Regions from separate parts of the Homo sapiens genome. Here region 2 is linked to region 1. A link is a contact called in ENCODE Hi-C or POLR2A ChIA-PET data. All regions are on one chromosome and are shown on one strand. The core of a region is the stretch at or near the end of the contact, and the rest is flanking DNA. Distances in the headings are between cores, read along the strand shown. Region 1 holds the start of MAPK11 (mitogen-activated protein kinase 11). Region 2 holds the start of MAPK8IP2 (mitogen-activated protein kinase 8 interacting protein 2).

What was found. Hi-C counts contacts between places; a loop is a spot of excess contacts on that map. ChIA-PET counts read pairs that join two places held with the same protein, here RNA polymerase II (POLR2A). Pooled maps may share reads with other maps.
Region 2: a pooled map shows a loop between it and region 1 (13-fold over the local background). The contact joins the promoter of MAPK8IP2 here to the promoter of MAPK11 in region 1. A Hi-C loop is called at or near these places in 6 of 168 maps with a recorded cell type or tissue (CD4-positive, alpha-beta T cell, GM12878, adrenal gland and 3 more), 2 of 37 single-sample maps with no recorded cell type and 7 of 50 pooled maps. POLR2A ChIA-PET finds 5 or more read pairs at or near these places in 1 of 52 experiments (activated naive CD4-positive, alpha-beta T cell).

Annotation. Positions count from the first base shown.
Region 1 is chr22:50,267,038-50,273,230 of GRCh38, forward strand. It overlaps MAPK11 (mitogen-activated protein kinase 11), which reads right to left and starts at 3,343. Exons shown (of 12, transcript NM_002751.7): 1 at 3,140-3,343; 2 at 783-912; 3 at 532-590; 4 at 334-445; 5 at 220-249; 6 at 90-137; 7 at 1-11. The coding sequence starts at 3,255. RefSeq lists silencers at 746-815, 2,934-2,993, 3,014-3,603, 4,683-5,032 and enhancers at 4,640-5,179, 5,180-5,720.
Region 2 is chr22:50,596,768-50,602,960 of GRCh38, forward strand. It overlaps MAPK8IP2 (mitogen-activated protein kinase 8 interacting protein 2), which reads left to right and starts at 4,026. Exons shown (of 12, transcript NM_012324.6): 1 at 4,026-4,116; 2 at 5,022-5,127. The coding sequence starts at 4,052. RefSeq lists a silencer at 3,436-3,615 and an enhancer at 4,405-4,905.

The DNA of each region.
Region 1 (6,193 bases), core at 2,093-4,592:
AAATCCAGGATCTGGGGCGACCACGTGGTGTTCTCAAGCTCCGCACGGGCTCCGCCGCCGCCCTGCCCACCCCTGCCCACGGGCCTCACCCTGAGCTCACAGTCCTCGTTCACAGCCACGTTGCTGGGCTTCAGGTCCTGCAGGTCACGCGGAGCGTGAGCACAGGAGGCTGGGACGGAGCCCTGCTGGACCCGACCCTCACCCTGCGGTCGCACCTACCCGGTGGATGATCCCGGCCGAGTGGATGTACTGCGGGAGGGGGATTGTGGTGAGCGCCGGGCCCGGCCCGCCCGCCCCCCTGCGAGAGGACCCGCGAAGCCCAGGGCGCCCCACCTTCAGCCCGCGCAGCAGCTGGTAAACCAGGAATTGAACGTGCTCGTCGCTCAGCGCCTGGCACTTGACGATGTTGTTCAGGTCGGCGCCCATCAGGGTGGTCACCAAGTACCTGGGGCGGGGTCAGGGGGTCAGGACAGGGCCCCACCGCCCCACCGCGAACGCGCTCCCCGCTGCCTCGCCCGCCCCGCCGCTCACACTTCGCTGAAGTCCTCGATGGACGTGGCCGGCGTGAAGACGTCCAGAAGCCCGATGACCTAGGTGGCGGGGGGCGTCAGGGCCGGGCGACGAACCCCCGGCTGTCGTTCAGCTCCCCCCGGGCCACGCCCCCAGTGCCAGGCCGCGCCCCCTGTGTCCCCGCCCCCATCGCCAGGGCTCGCCCGCCTATTGGCTGCGCCGCGGCCCCGCCCCCGCACGCGCCCTCCCCCCACGGCCCTCCCCCGGCTCACGTTCTCGTGCTTCAGGTGCTTGAGCAGCCGCAGCTCCCGGTACGTTCTGCGCGCGTGGATCAGCGACTGGAAGGGGCGCGACAGCTTCTTCACCGCCACCTTCTGGCGCAGCCGGGCGTCGTAGGCCGAACTGGAAGGCGGGCGAGTGAGGCGGCGCCGGGAGGGGTCCGAGGGCGGCCGCACGCGCGTGGACCCGGGCGGCGTCCCTCTCGCCGCTTCTCCGTGGGGATGGGGCCGTGGGGCTTTTCTGCCCCGGCCCCGCCGCCCCAGCTCGGCCTCCCACCCTCGGGCCTACCCACTCCGCGCTTGCTGGGAAGGAGCCCCTGGGGCTGGACCACCATGCGTGTGTTCACCCCACAAGGTCCTGGACCTTCTCTGTCCCCTGGCCCCACTGATTCCCACGCTCAACCAGGGGCCCCCATTCAAAGCAAGGCTGGGGGAGAGGTGCCCCATCCAGCGTGGAAAAACACAGCAGGAAAACAGTCACTGGCATTCACCTGCAGCAGACGGGCCTCCCTCTGCCCCATAGACCCCATGGGCCCAGGAGGCTCACAGAGGGGGATTCTAGAGCCACCTCAAAGCCCCTGGACCCCTGGTGCCTCCGAATGTTCAAAATACGGAGGGAAAGTTGGTCAGAGGTGTTTATTGCATCATTATTTGGAACAAAACCGGGACAGAAGGTGATGTACAGCTGAGGGCGTCAGCTGGACCCACAGAACAGCCCTTCGCCCAGCCCCACTTCCCAGAGGTCCAGACCCTCTACCCTGCACCAGCTTCCTGAGCCCACCCTCCCTTTGCAGGTGACCCTCATCCCACCCTCCCATGTCCCACTGCCCTCAGCCCTGCTAAAGGAAAGGCCTTTGCACAGCCTGTTCCCTCTGGCTGATACTTGCTTCTTCTCTCCCTCCCACTTCTGTCTCTTGGGATCCTGTCTCAGAGCAAGTGGAGGCTGAGGCCACCCCCCATGCCCACACAAGGGGAGCAGGAGCGGCTCCTGCTGGGTCTGGGATGCTCATGGGCGCAGGTCGAGGTGCCTGGGGCAGCCATGCTCCCAGCCTATGACCAGGGAAAGGTGCTCCTGAGGTGGTGAGGGGAGTGGCCCTGCACGTGGGGCAGCAAGTTCTTTTGGCCAATTGCATCTGTGCGGTCAGGTGACAGGGAATTGGCACCTGGCCCGCAGCCTTGGCAGTGGAACTAAGAAAATGGGCCAGGGGTGCAAGGGGGGAGACCAGGCCTCACTCAGAGAACCGGACACCTCTCAGCAACTCCCAGACGGCGAGTCCAGCCATGACCCACCCTAGTCCCCTATGGCCACTCCCACACCGTCCCAGACCCTCTTCCTGCCCTTCAGGTCTCAAAGAGGAAGACAGATCTGTGCTGGCATGATGGCTAGAATGACCCACCTACAGCTTCTGATGGAAGGCTAGGGACCACACCAGAAGACAGCCTGCCCTGGGACCCCCGGCCCCTGATGCCGGCTCCTGAGCTCCAAATCTGGTGGGCCTAGAGGTCCCACTTCCAACCTGCAAGTGCCTGGGGCAGAGCTCTGCCCTGGCTGCCTCTGCCTTTGCGCCCCACCAGGACCCCCCAGTGGGCAGCAGCTAAGCGGCATTGGCCATGGTGAGGACTCAGCTGCACCTCTCAAAGCCTGTACCCATGATCAGCCTCCCAGTCAACATGGAGGCTGAAACTTAGGACTCCCGGTAACTACCTCACCCTAAGCCCCTCCAGCCCTGGCTACCCGGGTCTAACAGAGACCTTGGCCCAGTTGACCCCCCTCCCCCACCCAGACTCTGTCGTCTTCCTGGGCCCCAGGCCAGGTCCTCTGGCCCCAGGGCCTAAGTGGGGTTTGTGGTCTGAGGGGGAGTCTGAGGCCATCCCAGGGGGAGAGATCTTGGCTTCCGGGAGCGGGGCTTCCCTTTTCAGACAATAGCCCCCAGCCCGGGCGGGGGAGGGTCATCCGCTAGACCCCGGGGGGCTGCCTGACCCGACTCAGTGAATCTCAGGTGGGTGCTCAGACGTTTAGGGGCCCGGACATCAGGGTGGCTCGGGGCTCGGTCGCGTGAGACCCACCCTCACGCCAGCTGTGACCTCCCAGGCCTCAGGCCTGGTGGGGAGCAGTCCGAATCGGGAGAGGCCGGAGGACCCCCCTCCCTCCCGGTAACGGCGTCTGCTTGGAAAGTTTCTTTACGCCGCCACCCCCGCCCCCCCATTCATTCCTCAGATCCGCTTGGCGCCCGGGGGCGGAGGCAGGGCGAGGCCCCTCCCCACGCCGAGAACCTCGCGCGGGCGAGGAGGGGACGCGCTCTCCGGCCCGGCCCGGCCCCCACCCAGCACCCCTTCTGCCCCGCCCCTACCAGACGGAGCCGTAGGCGCCGGAGCCCACCGGGCGCAGCCCCTGCAGCCGCTGCGGCACCTCCCACACGGTCTTGTTCAGCTCCTGCCGGTAGAAGCCGGCGCGAGGGCCCGACATGTCCGGAGCAGCCGCCGCTCCGCCCGGGCCCAGCCCCGCGCCCCGCGCCCGCGCCCGAGCCGAGCCCGAGCCGAGCGGAGCGGAGGGCGGCGGAGGCGGCGGCGGCGGCGGGCGGGGCGGGGCTCCGGGGCGGGGCCGGGAGGCCCGGGCGGATTTCCCGGGCTGGGTGGCCGGGGCGTGGGGGGGTTCCCGGAGACAAATGCGCTGCTTCCTGCGCCTCGGAGGCGGTGGCAGAGCGGAAACCAGCCCTCCCCTTCCCGGGGGGGGCGCCGAGGGCGGACACCTCCCTCCGGCTCTCACCTCTTGGGGGCCGCGCGCTTCTCCAGACTTGCGCCCGCGTCTGGGCTCGGCCCGGGCTTCCCTACCCCGGCGGCGCCCTCCCCAACGAGGGAGAACCGTCAAAAGCGAAGAAGCCAGGGGTAAACCATGGGAAGTATTTTTCAAGACAGAAATATGAATAGCACCTTCTAAAGACTCGGCACTGGATAGGAAAATAAGCCGAAAGGCGTTGGGACAGGGCCGGCCTGGCTTTCTTGCGCAGGACCTGCAGGCCTTGGTCCGCGGTGCGCCCCGGGAACCTTCCAGGCCTCCTGCCCCGGCTCGCCCTGACCTCCCCTCTGAGAGAGGCGCGACCGCTGGACTGTCAGGACCAGGGACAGCGGCGTCACCCCGGGGCCTTCCTACCCACAAGCAGCGGCCCCAAACGGATCCTTTTTGCTGCCCAGAACCTTTCCTCCTCCTTAGCGGCCACCTCTTCTAGGAAGCCCACCCTGACTATCCCAGGTCCGAGGAGCCGCCTTTGGGTGCAGGGTCCTTGAAGTCAGCCCCGCGGGCGGGCAGGCGCGGGGGGCTGCCTTGGCGGTGACGGGGGCAGCGCCCCACTCGGCGTCTCTGCCGCGCTCGGGGCCGCACAGCTACTTTTATTCCCACTTGAAAGCGACCGGGGCTCGGCGGAGCATTGCTCCCTGGAACACCGGCCACCGACCTCCGCCCTGGTAGAGCCGTGGTGGGAGGCTTCGCGGCTGGGCGACCCCCTCCAGCGAAGTGAGAAATCAGGATCCCAGTGGCCCAAAACACTCCTTTTTTAAAACACTAAAATCCGAGTTTTAATGTCAAATCTGATTTTTATATATCGGCAACCAAATTAAAACAGCCAGCACGGTGCTGGCCACCGGACCCATGCGGACCGCGGCGAAGGAACGGGTCTCAGTCCCAGCCGCTCCGGCCCCTTTTGCATGACCAAGCCCCGTGCCTCAGTTTCCCCATTGGAAGCCGGCATCCGGCTGGGGGCCTGGCGCGGGCCCGGGGATGGCCCCTCTCCTCGCTCGGGCTGGGTTGGGGCGAGGACACGGGCAGCCTCCCCGAGGGCCCCCGCCCGGGAGCGCCTTTCACTGGGCCCGGCCGAGGCGGGCCGAGGTTTTGTGCAGAGTTAATGGAGCTTCAGCTAAAGGAGGAGGAGGCCGGAGCGCAGCCCCGGAGCTGTGGGAACCGCGGCCGCGGCCGCCGGGGGAGGGGAGCGGCCTTTGTCTGCGCCGCGGCCGGGCGGGGCGGGAGTCGGGTTCCCATGGCGACCGGCCCCGCCCCTGCGCCTCCCCGTGGACTGGGCGGCTCCGTTCTCGCCCCTAGGGTGGGGGACATGGAGGTGGGGAGGTGTCAGGCTTCCCCCAGGCGTCCGCCCGCAATCCTCGCGGCCTCGCTGCAGGCCCCGGCCGCTCAGCAGGTCAGGCGGGCGTGTGGGGTGGGGGTGGGGGCGGGGGGCGGTGGAAACGGGCCCCTCTCATCACTGAGCTGACCTGCCCCGGGAACCCCCTGCCTGCCCAGGCATTAGAGGTCCCGCCCATGTGCCTACTGGGGACAGTGTGGGGTCGTGGCACTGCAAGGGAGTGATCACTGAGGAGTTTCGGGTGGCGTCAGGGCCTGGAGGCCATCTTCCAGGAGAGGCACCTTCAGAGCTCGGCGGGGGCAAGGGAAGCCCCCCTGGAGGGAGCCGCCGGTGGAGGACAGTCCCAGGCCCAGAGGGGAAGCGGCAGGGGAGCCAGGAAGGGCCGGTGGCAGGGCAGGAGTGAGAAGCCCTGGGCCAGAGGCGCCTCTCCTACCCAGCTGATTCGCTGTGGCCCCTGAATACAGCAGGCCACCCCTTCTCCGTGCTCATGCCCCCACCCCACCCCCGCTGGTCCTGGCCACCCCTCCTCACTGGAGCTGTCACTGTGACAGCTCCTCTCTGGTCCTGCTGGTCCCTCCCAGCTGGCCTCTTCCTGCAGTCAGTGAACTTCCTAAAAGGCAAATCTGGCCTTGCTCACCGGGAGACCAGGCGATGGTGGTCGCGGAGCTGATTTAGCAGGGGACTTGTCCTGCCTGTAAGAAGCAAGCAGGATGTAGCCTTGGGCTGTTAAGCTACCCGCCACCTCTCCTCCCACCACTCTGGGAGGAAAATGGGACTTGGAAAGCACCAGGAAGGACAGGCCACCCCTCGTCTGTCGCCAGCTGACCACTCCAGCCCACCGCATGCACCCCAGCAGCTATGCCCAGCTTCTACCCGGTGCCTGCCCCCACCCAGATGCTGGACTGCTGGGCCTGCAGCCTCTCCCCAGCCCCAAGTTTCATGTGTGTGGGGTCTCACTGACCCTTCCCTTCTTTCCTGACTGCCCAGTGGGACAGGGAAGAGGTGGACTGCAGGGGTCTAGTACGGAAGCCAGGCCTCCAGGTTCCCAGCTCCCTACTTGAGACCTCCCGCTCAGCACTTAAGCCTTCGGTCCACCCCCTTGCTCTGATCTCCTGACCAGCCATGTCTCTGGGTAAGGGGGGAACCCAATGTCATTTCAGGGATCCTTGGAGCAGGGGATGTCAGTTGGCCTTGTACCCCTTTCTCTTGTGGGGGAGAGATGGCCACCCGTTTTTCATCGTGGCTTGAATGGAGCTGTGTGGGCGGCAAGCCACC
Region 2 (6,193 bases), core at 2,776-5,275, 330 kb after region 1:
GTTTGTGATTTCTGTGAAATATGAGTACAATAAATACTGATAGTTTGCATTTGTTTTCTAATCTCTCAGAAAGTTGTCAGAAAATGTTCTCTGACTTTTTAGAATTGCTGTGGTCAGGACTGTGGAAGCTGTTGCGATTCCAACTCTCCCTTCTAAGTCCAATCAATTTTGTGCTTTGTAATGTCTATGCCATTCGTGCACCATAGAGGGAAGAAAGCGTTAAAATGGTCGCGTCACAACATCTTGATTTGTCATTGAAGGAGAAGGAGTCTGGAAGGACGCTGACAACGGGTGGTGGTCAGGAAGGAAAACCCAGTGCCTGTGGCCCAGAGGCTGGAGGAGGAACTTCAAGGAGGGATGTTCAGCTCCCTGTGGACCCCCATTTGTTCATCCATACAATGATGCTCTGAGGAGCACACAAGGAAGGTGCAAATTTGATAAAATGTGCATGATGTAAGGAGCATAAACCCCCTCAGGAAAGAGTTGCTGCCTTTTCACTAATGTATCCCTGAGCTGCACAGAGCAGCCCTGGGGGACTGGGAGGACATGTCCCCGGTGTGAGGAGCAGGGGAAAGGTGAGCCTTAAATGATCACCAACAAACAACAGGGCCTGTGTCTGGGGCTTACACCACGACATGTGGTCCTCGCAGCACCATTGCTCAGAGGAAGAAACCAAGATCTCGAGGAACTGAGTAATTTGCCCACGTTCAACAAGTTGGTGCAAAATGAAGAGTGGCTCCCGTATTTCAGACTTTAAGGCCGACGATCTTCCATCTGTGCTCTGGGGGCAAGATGGGAGGTCCACAGATAAAATTGCGGGCGGTATCCCCCATCTCATGGTCTTTACGCTCATGGGACCTGGGAGTGACCATCTTTTAAGAGGGAGGGAAGGAAGGGGAGAGGCTTGAGGAAGGTTTTGGGGATTAGGATCTAAGATGAAATTTGAGACTATAAGACTTCAGATTGGATGCTGTGGCTCATGCCTGTCATCTCAGCACTCTGGGAGGCCATCACCTGGGCTTGGGCCCAGGAGTTTAAGACCAACCTGGGTAACATAGTGAGACCCTGTTTTTACAAAAACAAACAAAATGCCAGGTATGGTAGTGTGCACCTGTGGTCCTAGCTACTCAGAAGGCTGAGGCAGGGGGATTCCTTGAGCCCAGGAGTTTGAGGCTACAGTGAGCTAGGGACACACCACTGCACTCCAGCCTGGGTGACAGAGTGAGACCCTGTCTCAAAAAAAAAAAAAAAAAAAAAGATTTTAAGCTTGCTGCAATTCCAGATGAAGGTAGATCCTGGAGGCACTTTGTGGGAGAGGTCACTACACTTGAGTATTAAAGACTGTTGACAGATCAGAAATCAAGGAACTGACTGACCAGGGTATTGGATGGGTCATTTATGTGGATGTCCAGATGAACCAGTTTGGTGAAAAGACTCAGGATCAAAAGCCAATCTGGAAAGTTGAGGTCAAACTCTCTGTGAAATCTGGGAAGGGATCTGGATTTTTTGGGAAAGGCAGGGAGTGGTTAATAGGCCCAGACTCCCTCAGAAATGGGGAATGTTCTTAGTGCTTCTAAAAGGGAAAAGACTGTTATGGCAAAGACCTGATGCCCCAGACTGGGTTAGAGACCATAAGCTCTCTCATTCATTCATTCACATGTCTGCTAAGCACCTACTGTTTGCCAGGCACCATGCTTGGAGCCTAGGGCTTCACAGAGAGATGACAGCCTCTCTTCTCTCCAGCCAACCCAAGTCAAGAAGGCAAGCATAAACTAGTAAATGGCTTTTTTTTTTTTTTTGAGATGGGATCTCACTCTGCCCCCCAGGTTGGATGCAGTGGTGTGATCTCAGCTCACTGCAACCTTTGCCTCCTGGGCTCGGCCAATTTTTTTTATTTTTGGTAGAGACATGTTTCCAGGCTGGTTTCAAACTCTTGAGCTCAAGTGACGCACCCACCTTGGCCTCCCAAAGTACTGGGATTACAGGTGTAAGTCACTGTGCCCAGCCAAGTAAATGCCATTCTTAGAAAAATACTGTAATTGGCATAAAATATAAATTGTGATGGGACACCAAAGAGTGCAGGTTCAATCAGGCCCTGGCCACAGGCCTCTCTCTGAGCTGGAATGGTGATACCCCCCTTCCCGACTTGCATGAGCTCCTTCTGCCATGTCGTTTCTGGTGTTTGTCACTCAAGTGCCTTGTCCTTTCCTAAGGAATAATTTTCCAGGCCAGGGGCGGTGGCTCACGCCTGTAATCCCAGCACTTTGGGAGGCCAAGGAGGGCAGATCACCTGAGGTCAGGAGTTTGGGACCAGCCTGGCCAACATGGCAAAAACCCATCTCTACTAAAAACACAAAAATTAGCCGGACATGGTGGTGATTGCCTGTAATCCCAGCTACTCGGGAGGCTGAGGCACGAGAATCGGTTGAACCCGGGAGGTGGAGGTTACAGTGAGCTGAGATCGTGCCACTACACTCCAGCCTGGGCAACAGAGCAAGTTCTGTCTCAAAAAAAAAAAAAAAAAAAAAAAAAAAAAAAAAAAAAAGAATTTTCCGCAGAACTAAGACATAAAGAAATCTTAGGGCACATAACTTTCATCAAGGGGGAAAAGGGATTGCGCTTTTGTTGAAATGCCAGCCTCCTTCTTTAGCCAATATTTAGCCAGGTGCTGTGGTTCACACCTGTAATCCCAGCACTTTGGGAGGCTGAGGCCAGAGGATAGCTGAGCCCAGGAGTTTGAGACCAACCTGGGCAATACAGAGAGAGCCGGTCTCTCTCTCTCTCTTTTTTTTTTTTTGAGACGGAGTCTTGCTCTTGCCAGGCTGGAGTGCAGTGGCGCAATCTCGTCTCACTGCAACCTCCGCTTCCCGGGTTCAAATGATTCTCCTGGCTCAGCCTCCCAAGTCGCCGGGACTACAGGCGCCCGCCACCACGCCCGGCTAATTTTTTTGTATTTTTAGTAAAGACGGGGTTTCACCATGTTGGCCAGGATGGTCTCTGGTCTCGATCTCTTGACGTCGTGATCCACCCGCCTTGGCCTCTCAAAGTGGTGGGATTGCAGGCGTGAGCCACCGCGCCCAGCCACCGGTCTCTATTTTAGAAAGAAAAAAAGTGTCCTGCAGTCTCTCCCTAGTTCTGCGCCCTCAACCCTGATCTCCCGCCTCCTCCCACAGCCACCGTCTCGAGCTCAGCTTCAACCATGGCCCTCCCCACAGGGCTCCATCCCAAGCCAGAGCGGGTCAGTTCCCTACACAGGGCCCAGCAACACGGTGCCCAAGAAAAAGTGTTTCCAGTGGGACGCATGTCGCCTCCGTGGGTGCTAACTTCTCCCAGTGCCCGTCGGTACGTCCGTCCGGCTGTGCAGTCTCTACTGAGTGCTCAAAGTCCACTTTTAGCCCCAGCCAGCATCCTCTGAGTACCTTGTGCTCGATTCTGAATCCAGCCCTGCTCGGCGACCCTCGTGCAGACGTCCCCGTGCAGCCCCGGTCAGCACCCCGTGGGGACAGCTCCGATCAGCACCCGACGGCGGACAGCTCCTCCCGCGCCTCCCGCCTCGCCCGCCACCCCGCTCCGGGCCGCACCCGGGTTAGGGTTCCTGGGGGGATCCTGGGCGCGGCGGCGCAGCTCCCGGGGCCGCCCCGGCCTCTCGCCCAGAGGAAACAGCCCACGGCGAACCCGAGGCCCGCGGACCCCGGCGCTGCCTCCTCGGCCTCCCGCCCCGCGCGGGTCCTCCAGGGCGGGGCCCGACGCCCACCCGCCCGCCCCTTCCCTCCCGCCCCTCCCCGGGAAAAATCCTCATCGCACGCCCGGCCCTTCCCCAACCAGCGCCCGGCAGTGAAGCCGCCGCCTCTCCTCCAACCAGCGTCCCCGGCCGCGTCCCTCCCCCGCCTCCCCCGCCGCCCTCCCCGCGCCGCCGCGGAGTCCGGGCGAGGTGCGCGGGGCGGACGCCGCAGGGCGTGTCACGAGGTGAGCGGGGCGGGCCGAGCGCCGGCGCGGGGCGCGGCGAGGCTCCCGCACCCCCCGCCGCAGTCGCGGGCCTCTCCCGGAGAAGATGGCGGATCGCGCGGAGATGTTTTCTCTCTCCACCTTCCACTCGCTGTCGCCGCCGGGCTGCAGGTACCCCCCTCGGCGCCCGGGCCGGGCGGACCCTCCGCTCCCTGCGCACCCCCCCGACCCCGACCCGGCCCGGACCCCCGTCCCCGCCGCCCCAGCCCCGCCGCCGGCGCGGACCCGGCCCCGGCCCCCTGCGGTCCCTGAGCCTCGGCTCGGGCGCCCCACCCCCACCCCGCTCCCACTCCCTCCATCTTCACCGCGCGTCCCCAGCCTCAGTGACCCCCGGGCCCCGCCGGGATTCTGAGCCGCGCCCGGCCTGGACGGCTGACCTGTCAAGGGTGGAGGCCCTGGGCCGACCCTCTGCGGGGGAGGATGCGGGCGGGATGCGGGCACACCCTCCCGGCGCGGCGTGTCCCGGTGGCCTTGGCCTCTTTCAGTGGACGCCAGACCTGGCCGATAGGGCCCGGCCGGGAGAGAGTGGAAATCAAGCCCGGAGCCCTGCGGGAAGGGACTGGGGTTGGGAGGACGCTGGGCCTCTGGGTTTAGGCCTCACTCCGCCGGAGAGGGGGAGACAAACAGGCCAGACTCTCTTCCCAGAGCAGGAGCGACCCCTCCCCATCTGCCGCTGCCGCGTTGCAGCTCCCCCTCCCCTGCTCTGCAAGACCCTGACCCCAGGGGCCTGGAGCTGCGAGTGGAGGGAGGAGAGGCTGCTGGCTCTCCAGGGAGGCGGGGTGGGAGGGGTGGGGGCAGGGTTGGCTCCTCCGGGCAGGCCTGGCTCAGATGGGGGAGGGGATCCACAGGCGAGCAGAGCTTGGGGGTCAAGATGATGGCAGGATGTGTTCCGAGAGCTGGGGGCTGTGGAAACCACTGGGTGTAGGAGCTGACGCCTCCCTCTGCCCCTCCTCAGGGCCAGTTGCCAGGCAGGGAGTCCAGGGTTGGTGGCTCTCTGACCCTGGTCTCCTTTCCAGGCCTCCCCAGGACATAAGCCTGGAAGAATTTGACGACGAAGATCTGTCTGAGATCACTGATGACTGTGGCCTGGGCCTCAGCTACGACTCAGACCACTGTGAGAAGGTGGGAGAAGAGTTGGGGACACAGATCCAGCTCAAGGGAGGGCCTCATTAGGTTCTTCTTAGCGTTCACTTGGGGTTTTAGGGTGGGTGTGAGCTCAGCCTTGAACCGGGGACTCCTCTGATGGCTCCTCCCCACTTAACCCTTGAGGTTTCCTTGGTATCAACTCTCTCTTATTCCAACACATTGCAGGCCTCCACGCAGGGCCTTCCCCAGCATTCTCCCCGACCCCATCGGTGGCCAGCCCGGGGCAGGGAGGTGCTCCTTTGCTTTGGGTGCCCTCTGTCCTCAGATCACTCCCAGAAAGATCTAATCCCTGGCAGCTGCCATCACAACCTTGTCCCCTCTGCAGCCCTGTGCCCTCGTCTGCAGCTCCCATCTGTCTGTTTCATGTCTCCCCCTGCTGAAATCTTTTCTCGTCCATCTCTTGCTTCTCCTCCTCCCTGTCTCTCCACATTTCTGCTTTCATTTATTGAAGAACATTTCTGAGCAACTGCCATGTGGCAAGTACTGGGGGCTTCTGGGTGCTGGGAGTGGAACAGGACAGCTGCTCTCTGGAGCTGCAACTTAGTAGGGGAGAAAGACTTGTAAGGGACAATGGCTGCCCACGTGTCAAGGGCTGCATTCCAACAGGGACATAAGTTCCACGAGGGGGAAGGGAACCCAATCCACACTGAAGGAATCAGGGAGAATTTCCAGAGGAAATGTCAACCATGCCCTGAGGTTAGCAGAGCCAGGCAGATGGGGTAGGTAGGAGGGAATGGAGGAGAGGAAGTGCCAGCATGGGGAATAACTGTGCCAATGGCCCTGGGGTTGGCGCAAAGTTGGTGAATCCTCAGAGTGCAGAGGCTGTCTCTCCATTTCTGCATCTGTTTGATGTTTACTGAACATCCGCTGAGCCCCAGGTCTTGTTCTTGGGGGCGGGTGCAACAGTGCATAACATGGACATGACCCTGCCCTGGTGGGGCTTGCAACAGACCAAAAACCATGTCCAGTAACTGTAAGTTGTGTTAAAACGCTGCGAAGGGAACACAGTGCTGGTGTCAAATGTGATGGGGTTCTGCAGTTA